Regions from separate parts of the Homo sapiens genome. Here all the other regions are linked to region 1. The links are chromatin loops, found by intact Hi-C in ENCODE. Cell type or tissue: lower leg skin. All regions are shown on one strand.

What was found. Hi-C counts contacts between places; a loop is a spot of excess contacts. Peaks named below come from ENCODE experiments on the same cell type or tissue, not always from the same donor. Only the 100,000 strongest peaks of a DNase experiment are listed, where the experiment ranks them.
Region 2: a loop joins it to region 1, with 4 times the contacts of the local background. A loop is called at or near these places in 43 of 110 quality-filtered maps.
Region 3: a loop joins it to region 1, with 12 times the contacts of the local background. A loop is called at or near these places in 27 of 110 quality-filtered maps.

Annotation. Positions count from the first base shown.
Region 1 is chr15:26,888,385-26,896,384 of GRCh38, reverse strand. The region is part of intron 6 of GABRA5 (gamma-aminobutyric acid type A receptor subunit alpha5); the gene reads right to left. Among named protein-coding and RNA genes, the nearest start is that of GABRA5, 25 kb to the right of the region's middle. In lower leg skin, no CTCF peak of the experiment used is centred here; DNase peaks (open chromatin) are centred at 2,514, 4,834, 6,884, 7,444 and 1 weaker place.
Region 2 is chr15:27,011,161-27,019,160 of GRCh38, reverse strand. All of the region lies in intron 2 of GABRG3 (gamma-aminobutyric acid type A receptor subunit gamma3), which reads right to left. Among named protein-coding and RNA genes, the nearest start is that of GABRG3, 44 kb to the right of the region's middle. In lower leg skin, no CTCF peak of the experiment used is centred here; no DNase peak of the experiment used is centred here.
Region 3 is chr15:28,119,419-28,127,418 of GRCh38, reverse strand. It overlaps HERC2 (HECT and RLD domain containing E3 ubiquitin protein ligase 2), which reads left to right. Exons shown (of 93, transcript NM_004667.6): 84 at 2,226-2,413; 85 at 3,185-3,382; 86 at 5,990-6,073. Among named protein-coding and RNA genes, the nearest start is that of OCA2, 24 kb to the right of the region's middle. RefSeq lists a cis regulatory region at 6,947 and an enhancer at 6,875-7,019. In lower leg skin, no CTCF peak of the experiment used is centred here; DNase peaks (open chromatin) are centred at 3,748 and 7,398.

The DNA.
Region 1 (8,000 bases):
ACTGACACAGACCATGAGGAAATCTACTCAAATTAGTTGAATCATGATTGTTGGTCAGGGAGATTTTAAAGCAGGGTTAAAACATTTGAATTTCTGAGAGAAATTATGTGCTATTTCATACACCTCTTTTGTAAAGCTTTTTTTGGCTACTTTGCAGAGACACCGATAAATGTTTGTTTCTTTGGAGACAACAGGAACACACTTACACAAAGACACTTCAGAGCCCTTAAAAAGGAAGAAAATACATTCCAAATCATCGAAGACTCTGTATGATGTCGGGCAAAGGAGCGGTCAGCGGTTGCCCAGCAAGGGAATGACTGAAGGGTGGGAGCAATGGGCACTGATAACCCGGAGGAAGAATGTGCGACCACAGGGTGCAGGGAAGGGTGGAAGGGGATCCGGACCACTGTGCATGGAGGCAGGGGGAGGCTGGTCCAGCTCTCGGGGAGACTCTGTACCCAGCATGGCCAACAGGAGCTAAATGAGTATCTCTGGGCTGGGTGCTGTGAAAAAAACTCTTTTCACTTATATTTTCTTTTTCTTCTTCTTCTTCTTCTTTTTTTTTTTTTTTTGACGGAGTCTTGCTCTGTCGCCCAGGCTGGAGTGTGCGGTGGCGCCATCTTGGCTCTCTGCAACCTCCGCCTCCCGGGTTCAAGCGATTCTCCTGCCTCCGCCTCCCGAGTAGCTGGGATTACAGGCGAGTGCCACCATGCCCGGCTACTTTTTTTGTATTTTTAGTAGAGACGGGGTTTCACCCTGTTAGCCAGGATGGTGTCGATCTCCTGACCTCGTGATCCGCCAGCTTCGGCCACCCAAAGTGCTGGGATTACAGGCGTGAACCACCGCGCCCAGCCTCATTTATATTTTCAACAAGACTAGAAGACAGGTACTATTTCTATTCCATAAGGCATGAAGCAGTTGGATAACTTCTCCCAAGTCACACTGTTAGTGACGGAGTTCGGATTGCACCCCAAGCAGAATAGTGGCAGAGCCTGCACAGGCACAGAAGTGGAATTACGAATGCGCAAGTTAGTCCACAAGCTACAAATCCTTAACATGGTAAGTCCGGGTGGTCTTTTACCTTGGTCCTGGCATCCATATTCAGAAGGAATAATATTAATAGGAGAGAGAATCTGGTAACAAGGAACCAGCTGTGGCAGTGGCAGCCATCTATGAGGTGGGGGGACTGAAGGGTGAAGGGGGCGGCAGGTGGGGTCAGGACGTGGTGGGCGACCTGCAGCAGTAGCCAGGGGCTAAAAACGAAGGGCTTGTGCCCCCGGGTAGAGAAAGAACGAAAAGGAGCCATCCATACATAAAACCAGCTGGTTAGCAGAGAACCAGGCAGCAGCTCCTGTTTGAGAAGAGCTCTGGGCTCAGTTTCAGACCCCAGCAGGATGCCTAAGAGGGGGCGCCCAAGGAGCCACCGAGAATGAAATCAGGGCTTGGGTGTGTTTTAAACCATGTCAGAAAATAAAATAGACAGAAGTCGGACCCACGGAAACAAATGAATTTACAGAAAAGATACTCAAGACGGAGACTGGAAGACAAAAACATTGGAGGAACCAGATATTCTGCGGCCGGACTGTGCCTATGGATCCGCGGGACTTCAGAAAGGTCCCAGAACTGAGTTCCATCACCTGCAAAATAGGGACACCTCCTCCGGTGAGCGCACAGCACACCGCCAGGCGCTACATATAACATCATTCCTAGAGCCAGGACCAGAGAGTACAGGAAATCAAAGGTTCATGCAGCCAAGAATGACGAAGGCCAAGGAATTCCGATGAAGGAAACTGAGGGGAAACTGGATTTGACCAGGAGAAGAGGCTTGACATCATGGGACCAGCTCTTACAAGCAGGTGACAAAGAACAGCCATCTGACGCCACGGAAATCGCAAATTGTGTGGAAGAGGCGCAGGCAAGAGCCCGGGGGGAAGGAGGGGCCCGGGATCGTTCCGGGAGCGCTGCCCGCACCATCTCACCCGGGGACCCACTGGCTGCCCGCGAGGCCGGCAGTGAGAACAGACGCTGGGTGCAGGCGCGGCCTGTGAAGGGGTGGCCCCTGGACGCACACCGGCCTCTCTGGAGTCGAGGTTTGCGTTGCTAGCCTGGCCTGAAGAAGGAAAAGCATCCCGAGAGAAGTGTAGTGGATTCGCGGGAATACGCATCCCTCCCAGAAGGCTTCCGTTTCCACCTTTGTCCAAGTGAGGGCTGGGCTGCTCGCAGAGTCCGGGCCCAGGTCCGGCGCCGTCTGGGCAGGGCTTCTGCCCGGGCCGCTGCGCTCCAGCCTCCGGCCCTTGGCTTTCAGTGCAAAGGGCGTCTGGGGAGCACAGGGGGCGCGCGGAGAGAACTGCCTCCCCTCTCCAGTCCTCGACCTAACACTCCTGGAGGCCCAAAGGAAACAGTGACCAGCCTTCAAGCAAGGGTCCTTGGAATCTGTCCCCGGCCACCTTTGAGGTCTGATTTCCTGCTGCCCCTTGACCGGCTGCCGCCGCCCCGCGCGCACATAGGTCTCACATCTTGCACTCTGACGCCCCGGTCCATGCTGCTGCCCACGCGGGTCCCCTGGCCCAGCCTCTCCACCTTCGCAGCTCGAGCTCACCCCAGACTCCGTGCCCACCGCCTGGTCGCCGGGCCCTGCTCCCCTCACCCCCAGACTCAGCCCCTCGCCCACTCCTGTGCCCCCAGATCCTCCTGTTTCCCCTGCGCCACTCCAGGGTGAGCAGGCCCTGGGCTCCGCAGACAGGGCTTAGTGAAACTGTGAGTGGTCGAAGGGATGGGCGAGCGGGAAGGACACGAGGCAGAGGAAGGGGAGCCCTAGGCAGCCCGACCAGCTGCAGTCCTCCCCACCGCTGCTCCCATCAGATCCACACGCAGGAGGGAGGTCCAGGCCCAGGCCGTGCCCTGCTCATAACTTCACATAGGGACCTGAGTAGGGGCAGTCACACACACGCCACACACCATACACACACAACACACACAACACACCATACACATACTCCATATAGTCCCGCCACACGCTACACACCATACACACACACGACACTCCATAGACACACAACACGCCATATACACACAACACACCATATACACACACGCCATATGCCATACACACACACCATACACACACAACACACCATATACACTCACGCCACACACCATACGCTCACACCATACACACCCAACACACTATACACACACACACCACACACCACATACACACCCCACACACGCCACACACCATACACTTAGAAACACGCCATACACACGCACTAGACACACACATGCCACACACCATACACCCCCAAACACGCCACACAGCGTACACACACAACAGACACACCACACTCCATACATACAAACGCACCATAAACACAACACACTACACACACACGCCACACTCTATACACCCCCCACGCGCACCACACACCATACACACACTACACACACGCATCCATACACACATCACGCACACACAACCTCATACACACACACACCACACATACCCATACACACCCACACACTGCTCCATCCTCCCCGCACAACTTGCTCAGAGAAGCCTCCGGAAGCCGCCCAGACCTCTCCTGCCCCAAGGGGCCCTTCAGCTGATTCCATCCCACGATCCTCTTCTTCTCCATGTGAATGCTAACGGAAAGTAACAGCCCCTCTGCTCGGACCTTATTAATATTGCTTGAAGCAATGCAAAAAACTTGAGATCCTACTGAGAAGAAAGCTAATTTCAATAATAAAACTTTAGATTAGCAATGGGTATTAGTTTCCTGCTAGATGTCATAGTTTATTTGATCATTCAAACTTCTAAAATGCTCTAGAAAAATCGCCTCCGTTAAAAGATTGTAGCATAAATACTCTAACTTGCCTTGAAATATTTTAAAGCTTCCCTGTGTCCGCGGACTCGCAGGTCATGTGCGCGCGGCCGGGGAAGGCAGCCCCCCCACTGCTGGGCCCCCGGGGCGCGGGCTGGGTAGGGCCCGGAGAAGGGAGCCTGGGGCTGCCACGGGGCTGCATTTCCCCGGGGCTGGGTGACGCCGCCGTCCACACTGCCCGCCAGCGCGGAAGCCACCGTTCACAGCCGGCTACCCACTGCTGGGAATGTGGCTGGCACACGGGGGACCTGGATTATTAATGTTTTTCGACCTTAATTTTAAAGTGTGATAAATGTCTAGTCACCGTTTCAGACAGTGCAAATCATAGGAGTGAAGACCACAAAAACTCCGGATTCCGGGCCAACCGGGAAACACTTTGGGCACGGAGGCCTCTGCCAAGTCTTCCTTCTCCAGCAGCATGGGGCATACGCCTAACTATTCTCAGGGTAAACATGGAAATCCTAATCGCATCTGCCTCACTCCTGCCAGGCGGTGGCTGCTCCGAATTTTCCACCACCCGGTGCGCTTGGCCAACGTTTCTGGGGCATTTGCGCTCAAGGCCAGAGAGCGTGCAGGAGATGAGACCATCAGTTTCGGCCTGCTTAAGGGACCACCGTCCGAGCTGAAATGAGCAGAGCGGGTCACTTGGCTCACTTTTCCCCGCTGGCCGGGAGGGGAGGGATGCCTGCAGCAGCACTGTGGCCCTGACTCGGGACTCTGGTGTCCGGAAGCGCGGTGGTGGGTGCAGGCTGGCTGCGCACTAGGGAGGACCTGAGGCTGAGCGCAGCCTCCCTGGCTCTGAGCAACCTCAAGGCCGCGCAGACCTGCCAAGAGGCTCAGGAACACTCTGCAGACATGAAGCACTTTGTCTTCCCTAAACGTGCTTCGGTGAATCCGGGGCTTTAACCAAGCTCTAGAATGCCCTCCTGTCAGTCTTCCCCTCGATGCACGAGGCCACGGCGCCACCTCGTGGACATTATTTTCAGTCCCCATGGCTGAATAGCGCGCATAGCTAGCTTCCTGTTGCATGCTTGCTATATATTCTATCTATGCAAATAGGGAGAGGCCAGGAGGTTTGGCACTTGGACATTATCGATGGGCTAATTGCCATGTGATCATTTTTACCTGTTTCATTTATCACATCTGTTGTGAAGGACGATAAAGATACTACCAAATGTATGTTATGTAGTTTAAATGCGTTTATATTTCTGAAGCTCTGGTTTCTGTTTCACTAGGACGAGGATGTCTGCAGCCTTTGTGGGGTCAGGACCTAAGAAAGCAAACATGTGCTGGAGATGGTCCATTTGCAAAGGGTGATGTGGTCCTGTGTGAGATGTGTGCCCGAGAGTCCAAAGCATGGCCTGGCCAGACGGAACTGCCTGCAGTGGCTGCAGACTGATGGCCTTCTCAACAGGCCCAGAATATGTCTGGTCACGTTTTCAAACCAAATATGCAAGAAATGTGTGTTGAAATGTCCTTATTTGTATGCTGCAAGTACAATTTTAGCAAAACTAAATCTGACTCTTTATTAAATTGGCAGAAACCTAAGCACAGAACATGTCTGTGAACCAGACATTCTCTGGATCTCTTTCCAAGTCCCTCATACTAGGGTCTGGGTGGTGAGATGGCCTCATTTAGGAAAAGGAGATCTCATACATTCCATTATGGTTCATTCATTCACAAGCACACACATAAGTTCCTCCTGAGTGCCCAGTGCCGGGATGACAGGGAGTATATGGAATTACACAGGACACGTGTATCATGCATGTGTTATACATGATTGAGACATATATGTCCAAAAGACGCTCTGTGGGGAACACAGAACTTCAGCTGGGAAGTCAAAGGCAGTGGGGCCACAGCAGGCTGGTGCAAAGTCTCTGTCTTCAGTGACTGAGGACATGAAGGATGGTGTGGCTGCGTGCCTACAGGGAGATCGGCGGGACCAGACAGAGGAAAGGGCAGTGGTGTCCCAGGCAGGCTCCATGTCTCCAACCTTGGGAACAAGGCTCAATTCAAGTTAAATCAGGACAAGGGAGCTCTGTGAGGCACGTCCCAAAGCAAAAAAAAAAAAAAAAAATTGAAGTGACTACAAATCTTGAGATGAGTAACTGTTATGCATGGTTTTCAATGGACTGGCTAATTGGATCTCATGTAGCAAAATGGGCAGAAATTTCATGTTCATTTTTGTATATAAGGTGCCAGAGAGGAAGTAATAGGTGGTCTCTACTCTCACTGTTGATGGAAGTGAAACTGGTACTATTTTTCTAGAGAACAGTTTGAAAATCTGTATTAATATCAAAAATTTATGTTTTGTCCAATTCCTGGGATTTGTTCAAAGGATATACGTAGGTGCTTGGACCAGAATGTTATCACAGAGAAAAAAAATAGATGTATCGTGAATTTTTTTACAGAAATCATATAAACACAGGATAACCACATGATGGGATGTGCTATATCACAAAGTTTCAAAACAATGTTTAATGACATGGGAAATGTTTTCAATGCTGTATATTTTAAAATTGTAAAGCTATTCACAAAAGTTTTCAGTGAATGAGGCCACTCAAAAACTATAGGAGACTATGTGTGCATACACACAGACATACACATATGTATTCATGAATGTCTACACGCAGGGACACATAAACATGATACACACTAAAATATTAACATTGATTCTCTTTGGTCTTGGTGTTATCATAACCATATTCCGCACTTTGTAATTTTCTATGTTTTATAAATTTTTAAATCATATTTTGATTCTTGCCAATATAAAATGTGTTACCTTAAAAATTGCAAGTCAGCCAATACATCTGGTTTCATGAAAGAAGCTTTGAACTTGACACTTTGAACTTGACAATGTATAGCTATGCATGCTTGTACATATATACAAACACATCTCAGTGTCTAGTTCAAAACTTCCAGATATGTATGTATCCAAGTTACCTATTAATGCTATTTGATATTGACTACCAATCATGAAGCAAAAATGTGACAATGCTGCCCTCAAGTGGCCGTTTAAGGAATATGTGTATTTACTAGCCGTTTTCAAATAAGAACGAAACAGACTGCAGCTAGCTATACTGCATTAGAAAAGAGAAAAACCAAAACCAACCAACCAGAAAAAAAAAAAAGACAGTGGCTCTAGGAGATTAAAATATAATTTCCAAGGACTCATGACTACTAAATGACAGTCAGGACCTGAATTTAAGTCAGCCTAACTCCGAAGTCCACGATCTTTTCACTACATCGTATTTCCCCAATTCATGAATTAAGCAGGGGTTTCCACTCATGGGGAAAATCCAAATGGAGTGGAGTGTAAGCAATCATCAAAATATGTCTTCCTTAAAGTAAAAACAGCACAGAGGAATACATAGTGTGCAAAAGAGATGATGCAGAGCGGTATTCAGTGCACGACTGTCTAGTGGTATTTTACTTGGTGCAGCGTATCTACTACAATGTAAAAATGTCAACATTCTACAATGTTTGCCCAGATCTTTCTATTAAACAGGCACGGGCAAGTGACCTTGGGTGGAGCAGCGGCCGGGTTCTCTGAGCCAGGCAGAACCACGTGGTGCAGGCAGAGCCAGCCTTCTAGGGACTCCCTCCTTGCCTGTTGCAGTCACACAAGAGCCTACCGGGGGGACTTGCTCTCCTGCCAGGGGCCCAAAGACCAGGGGGACATTCCCTAAGGTGACCCTCACTGTGTGTTCTCACATAAGTTGGCACTTTTAGAAGGTGTGGGAAGATGGCAGATGAAAGGGAGCCATTGCCTCCCAATTCACTTGGTTATTATCTCTATATGCTCTTTATAACTTACGTAATGGTGTATGTATGTCAGATCTGGTGGGGTCTCTGAAACAGGTGGCCACCCTGTACTTCAGGCACTTATCTGGAGGGGACTATGGACCTGCTGCTATGTAATGACAACCAAAGGCTCTATCTCCCCTCACCCGAGAAAACAATTAAGGGACGGTCATCCATCTGGACCCTAGATGACCTCGGGCCAGTCCCTGGGTTCAGCTCCCCTAACCTCTCCAGCCCTGCAAAGGAAGGCGTGGCAGGGAGGAACTGCTCTGAGCTTCCTTGGAGTGACCTGACTGCCCTGCCTAGTGCTGGAAG
Region 2 (8,000 bases), 120 kb before region 1:
GGAGGCAGAGCTTGCAGTGAGCCCAGATCGCACCACAGCACTCCAGCCGGGGTGACAGAGCAAGACTCCATCTCAAAAAAAAAAAAAAAAAAAAAAAAAAAAAAAGACTCTAGGGAACAAATACTTCAATGGGATTAGTACTGTTTTTTACCATCATCATCATGATTATCGTGACAAATAATCTTTCAAGAATTTTTTAAACACAAATTCCCTGTCTCTGAGGATTATATTAAACCTATCCACAGCATCTCAGTGAAGATTTGTTTTCAAATGCTTTTTTTCTAACTTGGAGAATACTATTATGGGGACTAAGTGGAAGAATTTGGGTAAAAGGTACATGGGATAAGCAAACTTGGTCAATATTGCAGTTTTGCCAATACTCTGAGTCCATGCAAAAATGTTTTCTATAACTTAGTATTGAAGCCCTGAGACGGTAAAGTCACTATCACAGGTCCCATTCCAGCTCAGTTAAGGTCCAATTTGGCCAATTTACTTGGCTCAGACCCTTAAATATAAGGTTTACAGCTAATTCCATTTCCATTAATCCCAGAACTATAGATGTCAACTCCAAAGCCCTCACTCCTTTCCCAAACACCCTTTAAATATGTGATCTCAAGAAGGCCAGCAAGAGTTGACAAAGATAAAGATAAGGTTATTGTCATTTCACTGTGGGTCAGATATGATAAGTAACAGGGAAGGAGGCAAACAGTGACATTCTACATTTTTGCACATTCATATAAAATATACTATTAAAAGACCTTGAGAATTCCTATTCTTAAAAGAATAAAAACACTGGTGTTAAGTTCAGAACCACAAATCCTTCAGAGCTCTGATGGGTAGGTACTCGAAAGCTCAGATCTAAATTTCCACCTCCTGAAAGGATTTGATGATAAGAATATAAGAGAATTGAGGAAGGCATCTGCCAAGTCTAGTAATGTTATAAATTTGACTCTGAAGTAGCCATATGGCCTTGAGAAAGTCACTTAAATTTGATGGGGCTCATTTTCTCCATCTATAAACTGAATATTTGAAGTAAGTTCTCTTTCCAAACATGAATTCTGTTCGTTATAACAGGAAAGATAAGTTTTTAACAACTCCCTTCATAATAGCAGCTTCTCCCTTCCACCATCTGGCAGGGAATGCAGAACTGCACTGACCAGCAGAGCTGTGAGTTCAGAGCAGATGTGAAGGGCTAACTGCACTATGCCTTTAATAAAGAGGGCACTGAGGATGGTATGAAAATCCTCAGTGCTTGACAAACCTCACTGTACCTGAGTGACATGAACAAAGTGACACCAGCAAGATGGCAGAGTAGAAAGCCCCAGACCCTACTTTCCATGTGAAGCTACTGACTTAACCACACGATACAGACCAACTGCCTCTGTGAGAAATCTAGAATACAATTCAGAGGTCTCTGCAGCACCCCTGGCCAGTGCAAAGCCAGCCACACAGAAGTCCCCGTAGGAAAATTCTTGGCACACAACGTGCCAGAGTGCCTCCCGCCAAGTACCACAGGGTGTGTTCAGAACATTCCCAACTTCTCCCTGAGGAAAGAAAGAAAAGAGTAGGATATTTTCAACATTCCGACTTTTTGTGGGGCTGCCCAAGTGACTGGTTTCTGTGTTCTCTGAATTTAAGTGCTTAGAGGAACAGAGTGGCAGGTTGGTGGACTCACAACAGAGGCAATGAACAGGGTTTGTTCTACCACCAGAGTCTGCAGTACGATGGAATGACAGTAGGGGGAGTGCCAGTACCTCAGTTTGCTACACCACCAAAGAAACTGCAGTACCACAAACAGGCATCAGAGTGAACCCCTGAGTAGAAAGCAACACACCCATTATTAACTTGGTGCAAAAGTAATTGCGGTTCTTCGAAATTACTTTTGTACCAACCTAATATATTAAGTGTGCAAGTCCGGGGAGTACGCATCCCCAGAAAAGGCTTTAGAGGTCTCTAGAGTCTCTGGCCATGCTGACTGGTGAAAGTCCTTCCTGCATGAAACCAGACCACAAAGACTGGGCCCAAGGTAACAAATTAAATATCCTGAAACTAACCCTAAAGGCATGGGAATATATGAATTAGCAGATAAATAATTCAAAATAACTGTCGTAAGGATGTTCAATGGAGTAAAAGAAGGCACAGATGGAAAAAACTAATGAAATTTTTAAAAATGAACAAAATGATAATATCAGAAAAGAGACAGAAACTAAGAAGAAGAAACAAACAAAACTACTTGGAGTGAGGAATACATTAAGCGAATTTAAAAATTCACGAGAACTACTCAATAGCAGACTTGATCAGATAGAAGAAAGAACCAGTAAATTTAAGAACAGGACTTTTTAAATTATCAAGACAAGCAAAAACAAAAAAAAGAGTGAAGCAAAGCAGAGAGAGCCTAAGGGACTTACGGTAGAGTGTTGAGCAGAATAACATATGCATTATGCGAATTTAAAAGGAAGAAAGGGGGAAAGAGACTATTTGAAGAAATAATGGCTGAAAACTTCCCAAATCTGAGGAAAGAAATGGACATACATAATCAAGAAGCTAAAAGAACCATAAGTAGAATAAAAATAAAGAGATCTACAAAGAGACACATCATAATCCAACTGTCAAAAGTCACAGACAATGAGAATCTTGAAAGCAGAAAGAGAAAAGTGACTTATCATGTACAAGGGAGCTTGTATTAGATTATAACCTCATTTCTCAGCAGAAACCTTGCAGGACAGAATGAAGTTGGATAATATATTCAAAATGCTGAAAGGAAAAAAAATCAACCAACAATATTACATATGGTAAAAACTCTCCTTCAAAAATGAATAAGAATGTAAGACATTCTCAGATAAAGTAAAGCTGAAGTCATAGAGCCACTGCACTCCAGCCTAGGTGACAGAGTGAGACTTTCTCTCAAAAAAAAAAAAAAGAAAGAAAGAAAGAAAGAAAAGGGAAGGAAAGGAAAGCTGAGAGAGTTCATCATGACTAGAGCTGCTATATAAGAAATACTGAAAGTAGTCCTTCAAATTGAAGTGGAAGAATGATAAACAGCAACATTAAGCCATATAAATATATAAAAATTACTTTTAAATCAGGTATAGAATTTAAAAAACAAAAGCATAAAAAGTAATTATAAAACTACGTTAATGCATACACAGTATACAAAGAGGTAGGTGGAGTCATCAACAACATCAAGTGTGGGCAGACAAGTCTTAAAGACATGTCAAGACTTAAGACTTGTTAAGACAAGTCTTAACATATAAAGAAGATTTAAATTATTCAAAGTATTTTATTTGACCACAATGGAATGAAACAAGAAATCAACAGCAGAAGAAATATAATTTTTATATGCAATTGAAGTTATCAGTTTAATAGAGATTGTTATATTTCATGTAATGGTAACCAGGAAGAAAATATCTATAGAGTATACACAAAGGAAAATCAAAAGGGAATCAAAGCAGGTCACTCAAAAAAATCAAACACGGCCGGGCGCGGTGGCTCACACCTGTAATCCCAGCACTTTGGGAGGCTGAGGCGGGTGGATCACAAGGTCAGGAGATCGAGACCATCCTGGCTAACACGGTGAAACCCCGTCTCTACTAAAAATACAAAAAAAAATTAGCCAGGTGTGGTGGTGGGCACCTGTAGTCCCAGCTACTCGGGAGGCTCAGGCAGGAGAATGGCGTGAACCCGGGAGGCGGAGCTTGCAGTGAGCCGAGATTGCGCCACTGCACTCCAGCCTGGGTGACAGAGCGAGATTCCATCTCAAAAAAAAAAAAAAAAAAATCAAACACAAAAGAAAGTGAGCGGCAAGAGAGGAAAGGAGGGGCAGAAAGTTATAATACATCCAGAAAAAAAAATTAACAAAATGGCAACAGTAAGTCCTTCCCTATCAGTAATTACTTTCTAAGTAAATGGATTACAACCCTAATTAAAATATATAGATTGACTAAATGGATTTTAAAAAGATCAAAGAGTATGCTGTCTATAAGAGACTCACTTTAGATCTAAGGACATACATAGGTTAAAAGTGAAAGGATGAGAAAAGATATTCTATGCAAATGGGAACCTAAAGAAAGCAAGGGTGACTATATTTGTATTGGACAAAAGAGATTTTAAGTCAAAAACTGTCGCAAGACACAAAGAAGATTGTTATTCAGTAATAAAAGGGTCCATTCACAAGAAAGACATAACAACCATAAGTATATATACACCTAACGTTAGAGTTCCCAATTTTATAAGGTAAACATTGGCAGAGCTGAAGAGACAACTAGACAGCAACACGATAATAGTAGGAGACTTCAATATCTCACTTTCAGTTATATAAAGAACCAGACAGAAGATAAGCAAAGAAACAGAGGACTTGAACAACACTACAAACCAACTGGACCTAACAGACATATTCAGAACACTCCACCCAACAACAGCAAAATACACCTTCTCCTCAAGTGCAACTAGACATTCTCAAAGATAGAAGACATGTTAGTCCACAAAACAAGTTTTACCACATTTAAGATTTAAATCACTCAAAGTACAATAGAATGAAACAAATCAACAGGAAAGCAAAACAGGAAAATTCACAAATATATGGAAATTGAATAATTTACTCTTAAACAACCAAAGGGTCGAAGGAGAAATCACAAGGGAACTTAGAAAATATATGGAGACAAATAAAGAAAACACAACATATCAAAACTTATGGGCTACAACAAAAGCAGTACAAAGGAAGAAATTTATAGCAGTAAAGACTTACATTAAAAAAGGAGGAAAACCCTCAAATCAACAATCTAAGTTTACACCCTCAAAAAACTAAAAAAAAAAAAATAAAGAAATGTAGCTGAAGAAAGCAAATAATACAAATTGTACAGAGATAAATGAAATAGGAAATAGAAAATAGAAACAAAATCAACAAAACCAAGAGCTGATTCTTCGAAAAGATCAATGAAATGTATAAACCCTTAGCTAGACTAAGAAAAAAATGAGAGAAGACTCAAATAACGATACTTAAAAATGAAAGAATGTTACAACTGATGTCACAAAAATAAGAAAAATTGTGAGACTATTATGAATAATTGTACGCCAATTGTACTAAAGAGGCAAAGGACTTATACACCAAAAACTACAAAACATTGTTTGTAGAAATTAAGGAAAACACCAGTAAGTAAAAAGACATCTTGCTTTCACAGATTGGAAGGCCTAATATTGTTAAGATGTCAGTCCTATTCAAAGCAATCTACAGATTCTATATAATTCCAATATAAACGCCAACTGCATTTTTGGCAGAAATAGAAAAGCCAATTCCAAAATTATATGGAGTCTCAAGGGACCCCAAATAGCCAAAACAATCCTGGGGGAAAAAAAAGAAAGTTGGAGGTCTGAAACTTCCTATTTCAAAAACTTACTACAAAATCAAACAGCATGATACTGGTATAAAGACAGATATAGAGACCAATGGAACAGAATAGAGAGCCCATAGTTAAATCCTTGCATAAAGTAGCCAAATGAATTTCAACAATGATGCCAAGACTACAAAATGAGAAAAGGACAGTCTCTATAAATGATGCAGGGACAATTGTATCTCCATATGCAAAAGAATGAGGTTAGCACTCTTACTATATATCATATAAAAAATTCAACTCAAAATGGATCAAAAGCCTAAATATGAGACCAAAAACTATAAAATGTCTATGAGAAAACATTGGAAAAGATCATTATATTGAATTTGGTAATAATTTCTTGGATATGACAGTAAAAGCTCAGGAAACAGAAGCAAAAATAGACAAATGGACTACATTAAACTTAAAAACTCCTGCACATCACAATAGCCAAGACGTAGAAGGAACAGAAATGTCAATCAACAGGTGAATGAAAAAAGAATATGTGGCATATACATACAATATTGTTCAGCCTTGAAAAACAAAGAAATCCTGTCATGTTCTACTAGGTGGATGAACTTTGAGGACATCATGTTAAGTGAAATAAGCCAAGTATAAAAGGACGAATATGTTAAGATTCCACTCATATGAAGTATCTTAAAGTAGTTAGAAATCCAGATGTGAAGTCCTATGATTCCATTACAGCTGATAAGCCTAACTACTACAAAATATTTTATTTTTCACTGAATTATTTCAAATTTCTTTCACCTTCCAATCTATTCTTACAGTTCAAACATTTCCAGTATTATAAACTGTTTGAAGGGTTTTATTAATACGTACCTTTTAACAGCCTCCCTTCTAGTGTAAGTGGTAAGTAAATCTTGTTTTTGCCTTTCTGCTTACCACTATTCATTCTACAAATAATTAGTGGATGACTGGTGAGCTAGACAGAGTTCTAATGTCTGAGGACAGAGCATAATCAAGACACAAAGTCTCCACTTTCTTAGCATTTAAATCACAGTGCGTGAAACGGAGATTAAACAAGTAAACTAATCAATAAACCAGCTGTTTTTTATAGTTATGAGTACTATGAAAGGAATAAAACCAGGTACTGAGATAAAGATTGACTATGGTGTGGGAAAGAAGAGTCTACCTTGGATATGGTGATTCACTCCCCATATCCATTCCTTCCTATAGAGTTAATACAGCCTTGAAAAAGCACACAACCCAGTAACATCTAATGTATTACAAAGAGAATACATATATAATGCATCCCACAAAAAGATATTGAGATTTTAAAATATATCTGTAAAGATTATAGTCAAGAATTTCCCAAAAGTGATGAAAGACATCAAATCACAGATCTGAGCACTTCATCAAACTCCAAGAATGATGAACATTATGAAAACCATACCTGGGCACATCATTATCAAATTGCTGAAAAGTTAATAAAGAAACAATTCTTAAGATGAGCCCAACAAAAGGTACATTGCATAAATAACAAAAATAGTTAAGATCATGGCTGACACCTTATAAGAAACAACAGAAATCAAAAAACAATTGTGTGAGATTTTTTCAAGTACTGAAAGAAAAACATATTAGCCTATAATTCTGTACCCCCAAAAAAGACCTTCAAAAATCAAGATGAAATAAACATCTTCACACAGAAAAATAATAGAGAATTCATCTCCATCTGATCTGCAGTATTCAAAATATTTTAAAATATTCTTTACACTATTAATAAATTATAGCATATGGAAGCTTGGATCTACAAGAAGGAACAAAGAGCAGCAGAAAAAGTAAGCTATTTAGTTATCCACCACTACTGAACTCAATGAAAATGTGTTAAGAGTCTATATGTGAGAACTTCAAGAATCTGACAGAATAGCCATGCACCTCAATTTTCCAGAGGTGAATTAGAATTGTAGATCTTTTTTTTTTTTTTTTGAGACGGAGTCTTGCTCTGTCGCCCAGCCTGGAGTACAGTGGCATGATCTCTGCTCACTGTAAGCTCCGCCTCCCAGGTTCACGCCATTCTCCTGCCTCAGCCTCCTGAGTAGCTGGGACTACAGGCGCCCACCACCACACCCGGCTAATTTTTTGTATTTTTTAGTAGAAAAAGGGTTTCACCGTGTTAGCCAGGATGGTCTCGATCTCCTGACCTTGTGATCCGCCTGCCTCAGCCTCCCAAAGTGCTGGGATTACAGGCGTGAGCCACCGCGCCCAGCCTAGAATTGTAGATCTAAGTAGTATCCTGACCTAGGCTAAACTAGCAGATTGGAAAACATATTTTAATACATGAGGTTGGGGGTTGAAGCCACAAAGGCTGGTGTTACTATCAAATAAAATGCTGTATAAAATGAAGAGAAGAGACTGAAAGATAATGTATTGAAAGGCCAGGAATATGGGTGATGGAAGGAGGAAGAGAAGCCAGGAAGGGGACAGTGAGAGAGGAGAAGATATTTCATTGAAGCAGACAGAGAAATGGGTCCTTCTGAAGAAAGTGTCAAAGTTGTACACGTCACAATAAAGATAAAGAACATTTCTGAAAGTCCTAAGAGAGTTGCAGAATTGAAAAAGTAGATGCTGTGGTTAGAATTTAAAGTAAGAATAAGAATCTCAGTGTTTGCCCGG
Region 3 (8,000 bases), 1.2 Mb before region 1:
AACCTTGCAGATCCTTTCTTTTCTGGCGATTTGGCCACTCCCCCCGTGCATAACCAGCATCTCATCCTCCCCTGTGTGGCTCCTCCCCTTGCATGTGGGGGTCTTGGCTGACTCCCCTCGGAGCTAGCACCTGGGTGGAAGCCCTCCTCACTCTCACAGACTCATTCCCTATGCCCAGCTGCGTCTGCAGAGACACCCTCCTCACCTTGTGTGTGCGACACCCGCCTCGTGGCTTTAGGACCAACGTGTGGAGAGCAGGCAGGGGCAGGAGACAAGTACACTGCCCTTGACCACGCAGGCGTCACACTTTCCAGACACCCGAGGAGTCTCTCTGGATTTGACAATCCTGATGGTGTCTCCAGAGAACATGAGCCTTGTTTCCATCCTGGTCACCAGGGACCTTGCCTGAGAATATTTTCCGGTGGTATTTCTTGGTTGAGGTCCCACACGGTGCACTGAAAAGTGTGATGATTCTTGCGAATGGTGAATCTTATGTTTAGGATATGAACAGAAACGGCATGTTCTTTTTTTATGTTATTTTTTAAATTTATTTTTATTTCAACAAGTTTTTGGCGAACAGGTGGTGTTTGGTTACATGAATAAGCTCTTTAGAGGTGATGTCTGAGAGGTGGGTGCTCCCATCACCCAAGTAGTGTACACAGTACCCAATGTGTAGTCTTTTATCCCTCACTCCTCTCCTACCCTTTCCCCCGAGTCTCCAAAGTCCATTGTGTCATTCTTATGCCGTTGCATCCTCATCGCATGAGAACATATGGTTTGGTTTTCCGTTCCTGAGTTACTTTACTTAGAATAATGGTCTCTAGTCCCATCCAGGTTGTGGCAAATGCAATCATTTCATTCCTTTTTATGGCTAGTAGTATTCCATGGTGTATATATACCACATTTTCTTTATCCACTCATTGATGGATGGGCTTTGGAGCTGGTTCCATATTTGTGTAATTGCAAATTGTGCTGCTATAAACATGTGTGTGCAAGTGTTTTTTCAAATAATGACGTCTTTTCTTCTGGGTAGGTACCTAGTGGTGGGATTGCTGGATCAAATGGTAGATCTACTTTTAGTTCTTTGAGGAATCTCCATACTTTTCCATAGTGGAGCGTGGAAAATGCTTTCCATCACAACGCGTTTTCACAGATAGCTTGTTGTTAGTTTTTATCGCCCTCTAGTGGGGGAAAATCTCAATGTGTTGTACTGGTTTCTGTTCCCACCAGCAGTATAAGTGTTCCCTTTTCACCACATCCATACCAACATCTATTTTTTTTTATTCTTATTTTATTATGGCCATTCTTGCAGGAGTGAGGTGGTATCACATTGTGGTTTTGATTTTAAAAACATAGATTTTCAGGTGGATCACCAAGTCAGGAGTTCGAGACCAGCCTGACCCACATGGTGAAACCCTGTCTCTGCTAAAAATACAAAAATTAGCTGGGCATGGTGGTGCGTGCCTGTGAGCCTAGCTACTCAGGAGGCTGAGGCCGGAGAATCGCTCGAACCCGGGAGGCGGAGGTTGCGGTGAGCTTGAGATCGCACCACTGCATTCCAGCCTGGGCGACAAAGTGAGACTTCATCACAGTGGTTCATGCATGTAATCCCAACACTTTGGGAGATGAGGTGGGAGGATCACTTGAGCTGGGGAGGTTGAGGCTGCAGTGAACCGTGATCATGCCAGTTTACTCCAGCCTGGGCAACAGAGTGTGAGACCCTGTCTCAAAAAAAAAAGTATAAAATAAATAAAACAGACTTTTTCTTTTCTGTTTCGCATGCAAGAGCAATTTGGAATGTTAGGGATATTGCTATGTGTTTTAATATTAGATGGATTTGGGATGTTCGGGATATTGCTATCTGTTCTAATATTATTCTGATGGAGAACTGCTGCTGTTCATGCCTAGTCCTGAGAACTAACACTGTTGGAGGCTTAAGACCAGAGTTGTGTGTCTCTCACTAGAAGAGGCCTGGTGGCCAACAGGGGCTGTGGAGAGTCCTGGGAAGTATACTCGCCTCTTTGGATGTGTAATTAGCATGTATTCATGTTTAGGTCATACCTAAAGCAGACATTCATGTCTAGGTCATATGTAAAGTTGACAACTAGGTCAACACCAGCTGAAGGGCAGGGAGCGTTGGTGCTGTGTGTGGTGGGAAGACACTGGCAGCCATGCGTTTGTTGGCCCTAGTATACAGGTTCTGATTCTAAATTCACTTCATTCAGGTGAGGTTTATACATGGGGCGACAATGATGAGGGACAACTGGGAGACGGAACCACCAATGCCATCCAGAGGCCTCGGTTGGTAGCTGCCCTTCAGGGTAAGAAGGTCAACCGTGTGGCCTGTGGCTCAGCACATACCCTCGCCTGGTCGACCAGCAAGCCCGCCAGTGCTGGCAAACTCCCTGCACAGGTGAGTCCGGGCAGGTTGGGTGGGTCGGGGGCAAGCAAAGTGTGCTCCTGTCACATGCTGCATCCTGTCGTTGTGTGTTTACAGAGGCTTCTTGGTGAAAATAATTCAGGCTCAGTAAATGTTAACCACACAGTGCATTTAAGAACCTTGATATTTGGCTGGTTGTGGTGGCTCACACCTGTAATCCCAACACTTTGGGAGGCCAAGGTGGGCGGATTGCTTGAACTCAGGAGTTCAGGACCAGCCTGGACAACATAGCAAAACCCTGTCTCTACAAAATTAGTCAGGCATAGTGGCATGCACCTGTAGTCCCAGCTACCTGGGAGGCTGAGGGCTGAGGTGGGAGGATCACTTGAGTCTGAAAGGTCCAAGCTGCAGTGATTGCACCACTGCCCTCTTACTTGGGTGACAGAGTGAGACCCTGTCTCAAAAGAACCTTGAATGTTCATGCCAGCCAATATTCTGTGTGTACAGTGTGTATCACCTTCTATATCTTATAACCCACACCAAACTCTTCCACACCAAACTGTTCTGCTAGTACATGCCTCACATTTCTTAGTGAATTTATTTGTATAGACTAATTTTTTTTACAGTCAAACTGGACAGAATATTATTTTAAAAGCAGCACAGTGAGGTTGTGCAAACCAAACTCAGACACCATAGTGCTTCTCTGTATTTGAAACAATTGTTTTCAGAATCCTTAATGGATGCCACACTGGCCCCCGTGTGCCTTTGGTGCCTGAGGGGCTGAAGGCCATTTCTGTGTTCTAGGTCCCCATGGAGTACAATCACCTGCAGGAGATCCCCATCATTGCGCTGAGGAACCGTCTGCTGCTGCTGCACCACCTCTCCGAGCTCTTCTGCCCCTGCATCCCCATGTTCGACCTGGAAGGCTCGCTCGACGAAACTGGACTCGGGCCTTCTGTTGGGTTCGACACTCTCCGAGGAATTCTGATATCCCAGGGAAAGGTATTCAAGTGGCAATCTTTGCTCTAGGGGAAACTGGTGTCTTCAGTACATGTAACCCAATAGAATTCCTATACTGGGAATAGAACACATAGAATACAGCTCATTCAGCAAATGTTCACGGAATGCCTCCTGCATGCCAGGCTCTGTTCTGGGTACTTTATATCAATGAGAAAACAGACAAAAATCTGTTCCCTTTTGGAGTTTATATTAAAAGCAAACAGTAAGATGCTGCATCTCTCCTTCATAATCTCTGCCTCTCACTGCTCCAGAAGGATGAGGTGGGGCCTTCATAAACTAAGCCTTTGTTCCTGCGGTCCTTCTCTGCCTGCCTGGCCTTGTGGCTATGGCAAGTCCCCACTGACACAGGAAGGCCGGCGATTGGGCTGTTTCTCTCAGGATGTCCAGCAGAGGGGGCCAGGAGTCACAGATATATCACCTCGAAGGTCCGTGCCTGAATGTGTAGAGATTGCTGGCCAAGTGAGAATTAACAGGTGGTGAATAATACAGTCATGAGTGAGGGCATCTGAAAGTCACCAGGCAGGTTTTGACCTGTAGATGTTGCTAATAGTTGGAGCTTTCTAGAAGTTGGGTTAGTTTCTGGCAAGCAGCTTGACAAGATGATCTTGAAGGGGCTAATTACCATACGGTAGGGGCATCTCTGTATAGGGAAAAGTTATAGAATTGGATTGAGGACCACTAATCCTGATTGTGATTCTCTAATGTATTTTGTTGTCGAATATTATGGCCCATTCTTAGTGATTTAATAAAATTGCAATGTTTTGGAGTCCTGTCCCAGCAGGTTACTTTTTAAAGACCGGCTTTGTTTCCACTTGGCTAGAACGATTTCTGCTGAACAGGACTGGTACATTCATTTTACTTTCACGTGTGCCTGAGGGTGGAAGTGGTCAGGCTTGTGTTTAATGGAAAGACCATCTCTCTGATGAGAGAGGCAGAAGAAATCTTGGGCAGGTAAAATGGATAGGAAACATAATTTCAATTACTGTTCAATAATAAAAAGTAGCAAACGATTAATTTTACCTTCTTTTTTTAATCCTTCAAAGTGGTGATGATAATAGGCAGCACAGAGGAAAAAAACCTTTCTTTGTAGGGAGAAAAAAAGTGAGAGGCAGGGCACGTCCCACCTGGCCCTGTGTGAGCGTTGTGCAGGCTGTGAGCGGGGCATGGGTGGGAGCTGGTGTGTGGTAGGGGAGCGGTGGGCAGCAGCATCTGGCACCTGCTGGGGCTGCAGGAGAGCAGGGGAGTGCTGAGGGCGTCTGAAAGGTACCTCTGGTCAGGGAATGTGTAGGCAGCCTCGGTTCTGGTCCTGGTTATGGTGAGGATCGGCCTCAGAGAGTGGGTGTTACTACTCCCGGTCCAGAGCACCAAAATGGACTCTCCAGGAAGGTGGGCGGGCTGGTGACTGGGAGGAGAGGGGAGTGCTCCTGTGGAGGGGGAGCCGCCCTGAGGTCCAGGCAGGGCCTCTGGGAGCAGGATGAGTCTGGGCTGTGCGAGAGGCATGGGGCTGGGGTGCCGCCAGGATACCCTTTCTGGGTCTCCTCTGGCGCTTGGGGCCCTCACCTCCTGCCTTCAGGGCTTGGAGTTCTTAGGCTTTGAGCTGGGCAAGGGCTCAGCCTCCACTGAGGGACCCTTGTGCTCCCACAGCCCACCCCTAACCGAAAGAAGGCACGATTGCCTCCTTGGCCAAGAGAGCTGAGACCCCTGCTGACCTGTCTCATCCCTTTCCATTGGCACGGCTGCGTGCCGCATCCTCTGCCCTTTCCCCACGGGCATGGCCGACCTGCTCCCTCCTGGGGAACGGCTGGGTCCTCACCGTGGTGCTGATGTTTGGCCACGCCCTGCTGTCTTCACCCCAGGCACTCCCGATTTCTTTTAGTGTGATCCCAGCCAGGACCTTGTTTCCCCTCCCCGGTCTGTCTTTTCTGTCCCGATCCAAGGTCTGGCTGGCTGCACGGTGCTCCCTGGCCCCGTGGCTGCTGTATGGCAGGCAGTGGCGATCCAAGGTCCGGCTGGCTCCGCGGTGCTCCCTGGCCCGTGGCTGCTGTATGGCAGGCAGTGGCGATCCAAGGTCCGGCTGGCTCCGCGGTGCTCCCTGGCCCGTGGCTGCTGTATGGCAGGCAGTGGCGATCCAAGGTCCGGCTGGCTCCGCGGTGCTCCCTGGCCCGTGGCTGCTGTATGGCAGGCAGTGGTTTAACAGCAATCCCTGCCACGGGTGGGCTTGCTTGGCAGGGAAACCTTGACTTCAAGACCTGAGTCAGAGCAGGTGCTTGCCAGGCCCAGCCCTCCCTGTTCTGTGCCCTGTGTGTGCTGGGCTCTTCCAGCCTCCGGAACGCTGCTGGGTGGAGGTAGTTTCCTGAGGGACCTGCCTCTTGCCCGGCCATTGGCACTACCTGCCTGGCCGTCTGTCCCTGTGTGCTTCGGGGCCAGCCTGTTCCCCTGCACCCTCACAACTTGAGAAAAGGGAACTGGCAGTTTTCTGTCCTTAAGAAGGTCTTCAACACAGATTTTAAACAAAACTATGTGATGATTTCTTCAGGAGTGATGCTTTCCATATCAGATTCTAAATTTTGTCTGTTTGATGTGTTTTAGGAGGCGGCTTTCCGGAAAGTAGTACAAGCAACTATGGTACGCGATCGTCAGCATGGCCCCGTCGTGGAGCTGAACCGCATCCAGGTAGCACATGGAGATTACTCTCCAAGTCTGACAGCCTTAGAAGTGATGCTTTCGTGGGTACCTGGGCTGGGACGAGAGCGCTGGTAGCCTGCCATCCTGTGCACCCCAACTTTAAAGAGCAGGTGCCACCTTCCTTTTTGTGGGCTTCCTGTATGTGATGTGCTGGGGCTTCCAGGAATGTCAGTGTGTTTCTTTATACAGAAGTAATGAAGATTTATGTCAGATAGTCCAAAAGCACAAACACAGGTCAGCAAGAATGGGGAAAATAAAATCAGCCCTCTTCCCACTGCATGATGATAACCGCTGCTGTTACATTGGGAGGTGTGTGTCTATTTGTTACAGCCAAAGCAGGATCACTGCCTTTTGAAATTTGCTGCTCTCCTCCCTGCCATGGAATAGGGTCCTGTGGGGCTGCTTGTGTTTGGCAGCTGCCTGCAGCCTGCTCCTCTCTTGCAGGGGTGTGTCCTGGTTTACTCTGTCAGATTTCTCTGATGGTGCTGGGGGGCCGTGCCCACTTTTCTGTGGTACAGGCAGGGCTATCTGGGTGTATCTTCGGTCACCCCTTTTGTTAAGTTCTGAGAAGTGGAGTGGGTCAGAGGCCCAGTGACAATTTGATGATACATCCGATTATAGGTTATAACAGTTCATGTTCCCACCATCCTCACACCCTCCCCACCACTGGTAGTTTTCTTTGCCAATTTCATAGGCCAGAATTACTAATACTGTCTCATGGGTAGTAATCAAAGAAACGACAAGTAGACCATTTCTAAATGTATACTGCTTCAAGTGTATATAAACTCACAGTTAAAAACAATTAATTAAAAACAAAGAGAAGCCTCGGCCCCTGATGATGATAGCGTGCAGAACTTGACATTTAATGCTCAAATGAAACTGGCCTCGCCTCTTGGATCAGACACAGAGAGCCATGAAGAACAAATTCTTTGTTCCTGTACCTTTGTATTAACACATGATTTTTACCCTGATGTTGATTACAAGACTAGAAATGTTTTCAGAGTTATACTTGGGGGCATTTTGAATTAAGACACGAAACTCTTGTCCTTTGTTGGACAGCTCATGTGACCACATTGATGGAGCTGGTCTCTTCACTGACGTCAGAGTGTTTAATGCTAAGCTGTACGTCAGTCACGTCCTCACATAAATAGGTTGTTTAACTAGGTTCATAAAAAAGCTTTTATTTCCCTACCTTGGACGATGGCTTCAGTTTGCTGTGCATCATAAACATTATAGCTTGTAGGCAAGGCCAGCTGATGGCTTCTGCGTTGTCTAACCCCCGCGATTGAGTGCACCTTGACTTGCACCTCCCTCAAAACCGCACGCAGACTTTTTGGGCCAGGGGCTCTCAGGGTGGGTATTCAAGCCTGGGGGACTCTGGGAATCAGTGAAGTTTTGATAAACTAGGATGCAGGTTAGGCACCCTTGTTTCTGTCTTTGTATCATCTGAAATTTTTAAGAAGTCATTACATGCTGAGCACCTCTTTCTTACTCATCTTGCTATCCCCAGCTTGTGTTACAAAAACGTTCAGTATGCAATTGAAAAAACAAACTGGGTAAATGGCAAACAAATTTATATTAGTCGTTGGTGGTGGCTCATGCCTGTAATCCCAGCACTTTGGGAGGCTGACGTGGATGGATTGCTTGAGCCTAGGAGTCTGAGACCATCCTGGGCAACGTGATAAAACCCCATCTCTACAAAAAATACAAAAATTAGCCTTGTGTGGTGGTGGGTGCCTGTAGTCCCAGCTACTTGGGAGGCTGAGGCAGGAGGATTGCTTGAGCCCGGGAGGCAGAGGTTGTAGTGAGCCGAGATCATACCAGCGTACTCCAGTCTGGGCGACAGAGCCAGACACTGTCTCAAAGCAAACAAAAAACGACAACTTATATCAGGCCTTTTTTTTTTTTTTTTTTT